Linked DNA regions of Homo sapiens: all the other regions are linked to region 2. Evidence: chromatin contacts called from ENCODE Hi-C or POLR2A ChIA-PET data. All regions are on one chromosome and are shown on one strand. The core of a region is the stretch at or near the end of the contact, and the rest is flanking DNA. Distances in the headings are between cores, read along the strand shown.

Region 1 (3,746 bases), core at 1,209-3,708, 5.8 Mb after region 2:
CACCCCTTTCGTTGCAAATTGTACATCTTCTGCTATTTCGAGCTCCTTGCTGGTGTCACTACCTGCTGGCCAACAGTTTGGCCATTACTGATTGAACCATGGTGTTTGGGTACTTAATGTGAGTATTTTATTGCAGAGGTTTTCAATCAGTGTTTCCAGAAGCCTTAGAGTAATAGTTCTGAAACCATAGGGCATGCATCAGATCACTTGGAGAGCTTATTAAAATACAGATTGCTAGGCTCCACCCTCAGCATTCCTGATTCAGTGAGGACAATTTGAATTTCCAACAAATTCTCAGGAGATCCAGATGTTTCTAGTCCAAGGATCCAGAGGTTCTAGACAGAAGGAAGGGAGGTGGTGCAATGGGCCTCTTGGTCTTGTTACATGACTTCTTATCTTATAGTTGTATTTGGGGATTCTAGACTAGATTTTATTAAATAAAAAGATTATTTTTAAAAAAGCTTGAATACTGCTGTTTTGTTGCCTTTGCTTTTGTTTCATAGAAATCAATTGAAGGTGAAAATAAATAAAAATGCTAATACTAGTGATATGGGGAGATATCATCAGTTTAAAACAAATGAAATACTGAATTTATTTAGTATATGAAAAGAGAGCCTTATTTTCTTCCCTTGGGACACTCTTTATGATGAAAAAACGTAAAGGAAATACAATGTATGCTGGAAATAAATTACTAAAGACTGTGTCTAAATGAGGAGGTGCATTTGGGAATTTTATTGTTTTTAGGTTTGCGGGTGAACAGAATCCCACTGCAATAGTGCATAAGACTCTTTCCAGCTATCTCCAGAAGAAGGAGATAACTAGCAAGGTTTTCACTGTTAGAGTTTGTTCAGAGCGGAACCTAAAGGAAATACTGGGAAGGTCACAGCAGTTTCATCTCAGCTTATTGGATTGGATCAAAGTAATTCTACTGCAAGGCAAGGTATATCATTCCATTTACAGACAGAGAATGCATGAAGTCCTTCATTTCACACAGTAGGTGTGAAGAAGGTACCTTGGTAAATTTCCTATTTGCTTTCAGATAAAGTGTATTCTTAAACATGATGTGGGTAGCTGCCTGTTTTTGTGTCGCCTCTGCAAGAGACATCTTGGAATAATAGAAACACCAGTGTCTGAATAGCCTAAAGTGGAGCTTACTTTTCTGTTAGGTGAGTCACCTTTAAAAATGATATTTTTTAAGGATAAGCGATGAATTTTAGGACGTTCTTCCCTCTACTTCCAACGTCCACAAGAATAAACCACCAAATTCAACGTTTTACAGAGGCCAAGTGCTTAGGTTTTGTGTGTTTGTTTTTAAGAGTTTTCTTGCAAGGAAACTGGGAGGGAACTATAAAAGGGCTTTAGGCAAACAGGGTGGGCGGGTGCAGGGCTTTAAGCTGCAGAAAGGAGAATCTGGAAAGAGCTTTTAGGAAGCAGATTCTCACATGTTTTAATATGAAAGAGTGGCACACGTGGTGCTGGCATTCCATCTTACCATCAGTGGAAGGTTTGAACCAACATCAAATTTTTCTGGAGCAACTTAGGTAATTATTACTTGAAGAATATGCATTTCAAAACTAACACCTTTAAGAGACAATGTAATTCACCTGCGCTTCCCCGCCCCCCCCGCCCGCGCCAACCCCACCCCCCGCCAACCCCGCCCCCGACTCCGCGAACGCCGAGGGGCCCGTGGTCTGCCTGAGTGACCTCCATTTGCTCTGTCATCTCAGGACTAGAAGCCATCAGCCAGCGTACGCCCTCAGAAAACTCTCTTCCCTTCTCGCGGGTCCGCCTGGCTCCCGGAGGCGGCGGTGCCAGGCTGCCGGAGTTAGCCAGCGGCAGGCTGCGGGCGCCCGTCCCTCCGGTTCACCCTTTCACCCCTCCTTCACCCCCGGAGCGCCAGGCGGGTGCCGCGGGTTTTCCGCCCACTCGGAAGGCAGTGCTGGCGAGACCAGGAATTGCAGGGCCTCTCCGCTTTGGCGAGCTCTGGAATCCGAGTCCTCCCCACCCCAGCCACTCTGCTGGGGCGCTAGGGGCTCGAAAAAGCCTGGGGTTGGCTGAAAGACACTCGGATTAGAGACGCAGCCAGCCTCCAGGGAGGTCTGAACTTGTCTTCGACCTCCCCGAACCCCTCCGCCTCTGCGCTGGGAGACGCCCAGCAGCCGGGCGGGCCCGGGACGTGTAGAGCCAGAGCACTCCGCAGCGGAGGCAGCGCGCGGCACGGCCGCCCGGGGCATCCCCGCGGCTGGGGGGCGGAAGGCGAGGGCGGTGGCAGGAAGGGTCCGCCAGGCCTGAGCTCGCTCCCCCACTGCCAGCCGCCGGCTCGGAGGCCCGAGCCGTGCGGACGGAAAGGGGCGGAGCCGCGGGCTCTGGTTGGTGTGGGCTCGGGGGCGGGGCGCGCGGGGCCGGGCCGGAGGCGGGGCTAGCGCCGGGCGCTGGAGCTGCGGGCGCACGGAGAGGAGTCGCCAGCAGCTGGAGCGGAGTTGGAGGAAGCAGCGGCAGCGGCGAGGGCGGCAGGCTAGCTGTCGGAGACGGCAAGCACGGATCGGGCACGGCCGGCGGGTCGCAGCCGGGCTGGAGGCCGGTCGGAACCGAGCGGGCAGGAGGCCACCGCTGCAGCGCGGGCCCCGCAGAGGAAGGAAGCCGGCGGGCGGGGTAGGTAGGCAGCAGCAGCCCCGGGTGTGTGTGCTCGGGCGGGGGAGGCGGTGCATGTGTGCACGGCTGCCGCGACTCTCTTCCTGTCACTGGCAGCGGCTTCTCCTTCTGCAGAGCCCCGCCGGGGGGAAGCGGGCTGGCCACCGGCCCTCCCCGCCTCCGGCATCTCCTGGCCGCCGGGCAGCACTACCCCCGCGCGCGGCCGGCGTCCTGTGAGATCCCCGCCATCCTGACTCCCGTTTCCCCCGTCCTCCTGCGAGCTGGTCCTGCACGCCGCCGGTCGCATTTGCCCCCGGAGTTGCCGACGAGCTCGGGCTTCCTCCCACCCTCCGTCACCGCACACTTCGGAGGGTCCCCGCTGTCGCCTTGCTGCAGTTTTCCGGGGCCCCTCACCGGAGGAGAGCGCCCTGGCCGCTGCCTTCGTGTTGCGGGAAGGAGCGCTCCCTTCCCCCGTGGCCCTCCAGCTGCAGCCAGGGTCGCTGCCCGGGCCCTTCCCGGGGCGGGCGAGGCGGCGGTGGTCCCCGGAGCTCGTCCCCTAACCCCCGCCTTCCGAAGTTTGCCGCCCTCCTCTTCCGGGGTGGGGGAAGTGCGCCTCGGGGCGGTTGGTCGCTGGGGCCCTAACTCAGCGTTTATTGCCAGCCAAGCTTGGGCAGGTTGTTGGAGGCATATTTAGTGGGGTCTTGGAACCGCCCGGAAATCCAGCTTTTGGAACGTGGGGCGAGGCGGGAGGGACCTGCCCAGCAATATGGAGCCGGCTGGGGAGAGCCAGGGAGCCTGCAACCCGGAGCTAAAATATCGTGGGCAATTCTCTGGAAACCACAGCTCTAACCTAAGCTCAGAAACTGCCCCTCAGATCACAAGACAAAGAGAACAGAAAACCTCTGGCCAGGCACTCCTGTACAGAAATACACTTTGATAACCAGAATTGGAGCCTGAAATGCAAGGATATATGCAGAATGGCTGTTACGTGTTGAATGCAGAATGTGTGTCAACTGGGTTTGGGGGAATTCTTCTGTTTCCCGGGGCGCTATTAATATCGGAAAGGTCTCACTTCCACCGTTAATCCCTTGAGCTGCAGCGCTGTTGGTGTCCGA
Region 2 (3,279 bases), core at 398-2,897:
TGGTTCAAATCCTAACATGGCCTTTTACTAGCTGTTTGACGTTAGGTGGGCTACTTGACTTCTCTGTGCTTCAGTTTCTTCATCTGTGAAGTGGACATAAAGAAAATACCTACCTCATAAGGGTTGTTCTGAGGATTAAAATAGATAATTCCCATAAAGATCTTAAAACTGTACCTGGAATATTCTAAATTAGCAATAAAGGTTTTCTATTATTAATATTTTTGAACACTCTATTTCCTTACAACTTCTTTTACTATTATTATTATTATTTTGAGACGGAGTTTTGCTCTTATTGCCCAGGCTGGAGTGCAATGGCGCGATCTCGCCTCACTGCAACCTTTGCCCCCAGGGTTCAAGCGATTCTCCTACCTCAGCCTCCCGAGTAGCTGGGATTACAGGGGTGCACCATCATGCCCAGCTAATTTTTTATATTTTTAGTAGAGATGGGGTTTCTCCTTGTTGGTCAAGCTGGTCTCGAACTCCTGACCTAAGGTGATCTGCCCGCCTCGGCCTCCCAAAGTGCTGGGATTACAGGCGTGAGCCACTGTGCCTGGCCTTACTATTATTATTTTTAAGAAATATATAGTTGGTGTGTATTTTTAATTAATTTATTTATTTTGAGACGGAGTCTATTTATTTATTTATTTATTTATTTGTTTATTTATTTTGAGACGGAGTCTCGCTCTGTTGCCCAGGCTGGAGTGCAGTGGAGCAATCTTGGCTCACTGCAACCTCTGCCTCCAGGGTTCAAGCGATTCCCCTGCCTCAGCCTCCTGAGTAGCTGGGATTACAGGCGCCCGCCACCGCGCCAGGCTAATTACTGTATTTTTAGTAGAGACAGGGTTTCATCATGTTGGCCAGGCTGGTCTCGAACTTCGGACTTCGTGGTCCGGCCGCCTCAGCCTCCCAAAGTGCCGGGATTACAGGTGTGAGCTACTGTGCCCACCCCTTATTATTTTTGAAATGGGTGTGTGTGTGTGTGTGTGTGTGTGTGTGTGAACTCTCTATATGTCCCAGGTTGGCTTCGAATTCCTGGGCTCAAGTGATCCTCCTGCCTCCATATCTGGAGTAGCTGGGACTACAGGCGCGCGCCACTGCGCCTGAGTAAGTTCTCTTTTTAAGGATAAGAAAATTTAGGTGACTATGCTAGCTTTTAGCAGAGGCAAGCAGAACTGGATTTATGTCCTTTTACATTTTTCCACTCTTGCTATTACTCAGGAGTAAGCGCCAAGCAATTTGGGTAACTTAAAAAATAAATATTTGCGGGAGGGAGGGTGGACTGATGGGAGTAAGATTCTTTAAATAACTCTTCTCTGCTGTGACGGATCCGCTATTGATATCTAGAATATAAAGCGTGAAATGGTTCTGATTGAAGCTTCAATCAACGCAGGAAACAATTGAGCTCCCTGGGAGTCGGAGAAACCAGACCTATGGTTTCCATGGTGACAGATCCGGCTAGTCCGGACTCCTGGCTCTTTATACTGCGCAAGCGCACTGCGCAAGCGCACACAACTGATTTGGATACCCCGCGCCTTTTGGTTCAAAGACAAAGCCCCTCCTTCCCCTTCCCGCCGTTCGCCTATCGCCTTCTCTCTCTGCCGGTCGCATGCGCGCTGGTCTCCTGTGACGTAGTTTTCGCGCGTCCGCGTCGTTTGGAGCTGCGACGCCAAACATGGCGTGTTCCTAGAAGCCGCTTTCGGCATCAGTAGGCGGCGGCGTGGGGTCTGGCAGCGTGGGGAGAGGGACCAACCGACGCCACTTCGTGTTGGGAAGTGGGAGCGGGAGGGCCGGGCAATTCCCGACCGAACCAAACGGTGAGGCCCCGGCCCGAGAGCCACCGAGCGCGCGGGAGTGGAAGGGAGTGGGTTGGGCACCCGAGTCCCGAGAGGCGGGAGGAAAGTGGGGCTACCAGGAGATGAGGGATAACGGTAGCGAGGCAAGGGCGGCCTGCAGACTTGGCTGTTTGCGCAACCTTAGGAACCCGGGGAACTGGGGGCTGGCCGAGGCAGCCCGGGAGTGGGCAGCATGGTAGTGGAGCAATCAGGGTGCGGGGTGGGAGGGACCGTATGCTAGGCTGAGCAGAGGCGAGTGTACCCATCGTGACCGCGGTTGCGGACCTGGGTGATGCATTTGCCCTTGGGGGATAGGTGGTGCAAATTTTGAGATAAAGTGGTTATCTCGAGTATAAGACCGTTGTGCATTGTTACTGCGCACGCGACCTTGTTGCTAATAGCAATAGTGTGATAGCTTTAAACATTAGACCCTTACATGCTTTTAATGAAAAAGTGAAGGTAGTTGTCCGTTTATAGAGAGGAGCTTCATGGAGAGGTATGGCCGCCAATTCTCAAGCTCAGCGACTCCTGTAGATTTATATTTGGGGGTATTTGTGATTCAGCAAAACTACTTTTGCTTATTACGTGTGTCATTTTTTCTTTATTATTTTGTGACATGTTGGTGAATGAGAGAAGTACTATCTGAAAGTGATTTGACTAAATAGCAAGGACTGGTAAATTACCTACTAGTGCCAAGGTTGCAGTTGACATACCTCCTCCCCTCCATAATTTAAACGAGCTCAGTTGTAGCGCGGTAGTGCCCTTCAGATTTCGGTTATTCTTCAGAAGGAAGAATAGTTTGTAGCCATAATGCTTTTCCCCCTCCTGGGATAGGAATTTTCTTCCTCCATTTTCATGTTATTTCAAACTTCTCTGTTCAGTAGAGGAGCTTCAGATTAAGGGCAGGGTGACTCTTCTATAGGAGACATCCATTGCATGACACATATTACATCTTTCATCACTGAGGAAAATTTCGGTGAAAGTAGAAACATTTTCCCTTTTGGTTATGATGGGACTGGTATTTTCTCTGTTTCTGCAGTAACCTAGCACAGGGTATAGTAGAAACAATTAATTATAGTAGTGGCTTGTGGCCATATATTATAGTCTCAGGGTAGGAGGGTGGTCTCCGCCCTAGTTGAACTTCTAAGGCCAAAGAGAATTTTCACCACAAACACATTTGGCTGTGGTAATGTTAGAGGTTTTAAACAAATATGTAAAGATTATCTGATCATTAATAGAACAATTTTTAGATTTTGTGATGTTTGAATATATTTGCATTTGGAATCAAACCAGAATGCAGCATGATCCTTGTAGGCATGTGGCTATTAAAATACACTGAAGATTTTTCCAGAAACAAAATTTTTTTTTCTCAGCAATAAAAATATTCAAATTTTGGGTAAGGTAATGTTTGATTATTTGGATTTTGACCTTTGTGTTATATATTTGT
Region 3 (3,641 bases), core at 1,000-3,499, 6.8 Mb after region 2:
GCCAACACGGAGAAACCCTGTCTCTACTAAAAATACAAAAATTAGCTGGGCGTGGTGGTGGGCACCTGTAATCCCAGCCACTCAGGAGGATGAGGCAGGAGAATCAGTTGAACCCAGGAGGCAGAGGTTGCATTGAGCTGAGATCATGCCACTGCATCCAGCCTGGGTGTCACAGCGAGACTCTGTCTCAAAAAAAAAAAAAAATTATCGGCTGGGCACGGTGGCTCACACCTGTAATCCCAGCACTTTGGGAGGCTGAGGCGGGCAGATCACGAGGTCAGGAGATGGAGACTATCCTGGCTAACACAGTGAAACCCTGTCTCTACTAAAAATACAAAAAAAATTAGCCTGGTGTGGTGGCGGGTGCCTGTAGTCCCAGCTACCTGGGAGGCTGAGGTGGGAGAATGGTGTGAACCAGGGAGGCGGAGCTTGCAGTGAGCCGAGTTGGCACCACTGCACTCCAGCCTGGGTGACAGAGCAAGACTCTGTCTCAAAAAAAAAAAGAATTACCACAGATGAATGGATAAGCAAAATGTGGTATACACATATAATGGGATTTTTTCAGCCTTAAAAAAGAAATTCTGACACATTCTACAACATGAATGAACTCTGAAGACATGCTAAGTGAAACAAGCTAATTACAAAAGGACAAATACTGTTATGGCTCCACGTACATTAAGTACCCACAGTAGTCAAATTCATAGACAGAAAGTAAAATGATAGTTGTCAGAGGCTGAGGGAAGGAGGAATAAGTTTTTGTTTAATGGGTACAGTTTCTGAAGATGGTAACAATTGCCCAACAATGTGAATGTACTTAATGTGACTGAACTGCACATTTGAAAATAATTAAAATGGGGCCAGGCGCAGTGGCTCACGCCTGTAATACCAGCACTTAGGGAGGCTGAGGTGGGTGGATCACTTGAGGCCAGGAGTTGGAGATTAGTCTGGCCAATATGGTGAAACTCTGTCTCTACCAAAAATACAAAAATTAGCCAGGCGTGGTGGCGGGCGTCTGTAATCCCAGCTACTGGGGAGGCTGAGGCTGGAGAATTGCTTGAATCCAGGAGGCAAAGGTTGCAGTGACCTGAGATCACGCCACAGCACTCCAGGCTGGGCAACAGAGCGAGACTCCGTCTCAAAAAAAAAAAAAAAAACCACAAAAACAAAACAAAACAAAACGGGTTAATGGCCTCTCTGTAGTCACTGAATCCCAATAGACCATACCTGGGTTCAGTAATTTATATTTCTAAAAAGATCCCAAGACTTAGAAATCACTGATGTATATCATCAAACACATTGGTCAAGCTTACAATACTATATATAACCTAAGCATTATCACAGAACGTAATGTAACTTTTTTTTTTTTTGAGACGGAGTCTCCCTCTGTCGCTCAGGCCGGAGTGCAGTGGCACACTCTCGGCTTACTGCAACCTCTGCCTTCTGGGTTCAAGCAATTCTCCTGCCTCACCTCCTGAGTAGCTGGGACTACAGGCGCCCGCCACCACGCCCGGCTAATTTTTGTATTTTTAGTAGAGACAGGGTTTTACAATGTTGGCCAGTCTGGTGTCGAACTCCTGACCTCAAGTGATCCGCCCGCCTCAGCCTCCCAAAGTGCTGGCATTACAGGCGTGAGCCATAGCGCCCCGCCCGTAATGTAATTTTGGGGGAAAGATATGAGTGGCTTACATTTCAAATATTTCTGAATTTTTGAGTTATCTCAACTTGAAGCAAAGGCCCAGCAGTTCGATATCAGGAGTAATAAACGGTAAAGAAAACAGAAACAAATTACAATCAAGCAATGCCAATCAGCAAGAGAGTGTGACATGGCCCTTTTTAAGCCAGAGTAAACTCTTGTGAGCTTGCCACTAACTCCCATTTTAACGAAATTATTCATTTTAGGAAACCGCAAGGTTTTTTTTTTGTTTTTCTTTAATTTTTTTAATCTTTGCAAGAGCTGTCAGATAAGAAGGTTGTATTATTTATTTGGTTCCAGATAAAATTTTGAACTATATCGAAATTATAGACTGGCTTTCTGGAAAGGAAATGGTCCTAGACAATTTATAGGCTAATGAGCAGAGACCCACCTTAACAAAATTTTGTCCCCAAAACGAAACAATAGAACACACGTGGGTGGATCCTAGTAGGGAGAAGGGGTGGGCGGGGTCAGGCACAGGGGGCGGAGCCAGCCCCACGGCGGAGGAGAGCCCAGTCCGGTCTCCGCCTCCGTGACGTCCCGGGAAGCACCGCCCACAGCTGCCCGGGACTCCAGTGATCGCCGCGGCTCGCTCGCGCCCCGGAAACTGCCCCTTCTCGGGGGTCATGATGGGCAGCAAGATGGCGTCTGCTAGTAGGGTCGTTCAGGTAAAGCAATTTGTCGCGTTTCCGCATCTTGGGCGGTAGGGACGGTGCTGACTATGGCGACGGCGTCGGGGAGTAAAGGCGGTGGCAGAGGCAGAGCGGTGACCGCGCCTCTGCGGAGGGCCAGTGACGGCGCCCGCGGGTGTGTGTGAGGATGGGACTTTGAGCCTGTTGGACCGGGCAGTGAGGTGGGTCCGGCGCCGAGGGTTCGAGCCTTGCGGCAACCGTGCAGCATCTTGGCAGGTAGGTCCTGTACCTACTGCCGGGATCCCCCGCTCCTCCGCCAGGACCTTGTTAGTCTTAGGCGTGTGCGGGTGAGGCGACCCTGGCGGTAGCCTGGCCAATCGCCGTCTAGGATTGGCTGTGGTGCCCCCGATCAGCCAATCGGAAGGAAGGCGGTAGCGGGGCGTGGAAGGAAGCGAACCCTGGATCTGACCCACTGTCCCTTCAAGGTCTCGGGAATGGTCGGGCAACTGGCCCCGCGTACTGCGTCCTCGCCGGAGCGGGTTCTCCCCAACCTCTCCAAGCGTCTGGCTACAGGCCAGATGAGGGAAATAGAAAAGTAAACTTAAGTTTAATTAGTATGTGTGTGTGTATATTAATGTGTGTGTGTGTGTGTGTGTGTGTGTGTATAAGCGTTGGTTTCACAAGCCTATTTTCCCCTGGTTTAGATAGACAGCTAAAGTAACTTTGTTAATCCACCTATCAGCTACTAACTCCTGATAGCCTTTTTATTTGTTTCTTCAGCTGTGGTTCTAACTTAGGTAAAATTATTATATAAGTGGAACACAACCTCCACTTTTGTGGTTGGTTTACATAGTCTTTGAACCCTGAAACTATATTATTTTATAATTGACTTTTATCTTTGATATGAGAAGTACATTCCGCTTTATATAAGTACATCTCTTAAAAGACCTTTTTCTAAATTCCTGAAATTGTTGTCTGAATGATAATCCTAGATCCCAGTCTTTGGTCCCATTGCAATGAATGATCCTTACTTATTCAGTAGGTAGTTACTGAGCATCAACTAGTTAAAGATTCTGTAAGGACTGAGAGACTGACAAAGGTCTGTTATCCATAATATATAACCATATGTATCAATAATATATAACAATTTAAAAATGGGTAAAAGACTTGGCGTGTTGCACAAAAGATACCCAAATGAGCAATGAACATTTTAAAAGGTGCTCAATATCATTACTTGCCAGGAAAATAAAAATTAAAACCATGAGGTCCTACACATCCACCAAAATGACTAAAATTTAGACGTCAGTGGTGATGAG

The links. Hi-C counts contacts between places; a loop is a spot of excess contacts on that map. ChIA-PET counts read pairs that join two places held with the same protein, here RNA polymerase II (POLR2A). Pooled maps may share reads with other maps.
Region 1: a loop to region 2 is called in a pooled map, with 7 times the contacts of the local background. The contact joins the promoter of PIK3R1 here to the promoter of IPO11 in region 2. A Hi-C loop is called at or near these places in 1 of 168 maps with a recorded cell type or tissue (CD8-positive, alpha-beta T cell) and 6 of 50 pooled maps. POLR2A ChIA-PET finds 5 or more read pairs at or near these places in 1 of 52 experiments (CD4-positive, alpha-beta memory T cell).
Region 3: a pooled map shows a loop between it and region 2 (17-fold over the local background). The contact joins the promoter of KGD4 here to the promoter of IPO11 in region 2. A Hi-C loop is called at or near these places in 3 of 50 pooled maps.

Annotation. Positions count from the first base shown.
Region 1 is chr5:68,213,298-68,217,043 of GRCh38, forward strand. It overlaps PIK3R1 (phosphoinositide-3-kinase regulatory subunit 1), which reads left to right and starts at 2,459. Exons shown (of 16, transcript NM_181523.3): 1 at 2,459-2,652. RefSeq lists silencers at 1,636-1,855, 2,076-3,175.
Region 2 is chr5:62,411,116-62,414,394 of GRCh38, forward strand. It overlaps IPO11 (importin 11), which reads left to right and starts at 1,648. Exons shown (of 30, transcript NM_016338.5): 1 at 1,648-1,814. RefSeq lists an enhancer at 1,569-1,758 and a silencer at 2,089-2,138.
Region 3 is chr5:69,215,511-69,219,151 of GRCh38, forward strand. KGD4 (alpha-ketoglutarate dehydrogenase subunit 4) reads left to right here and starts at 2,250. Exons shown (of 4, transcript NM_033281.6): 1 at 2,250-2,361. The coding sequence starts at 2,320. RefSeq lists an enhancer at 2,532-2,826.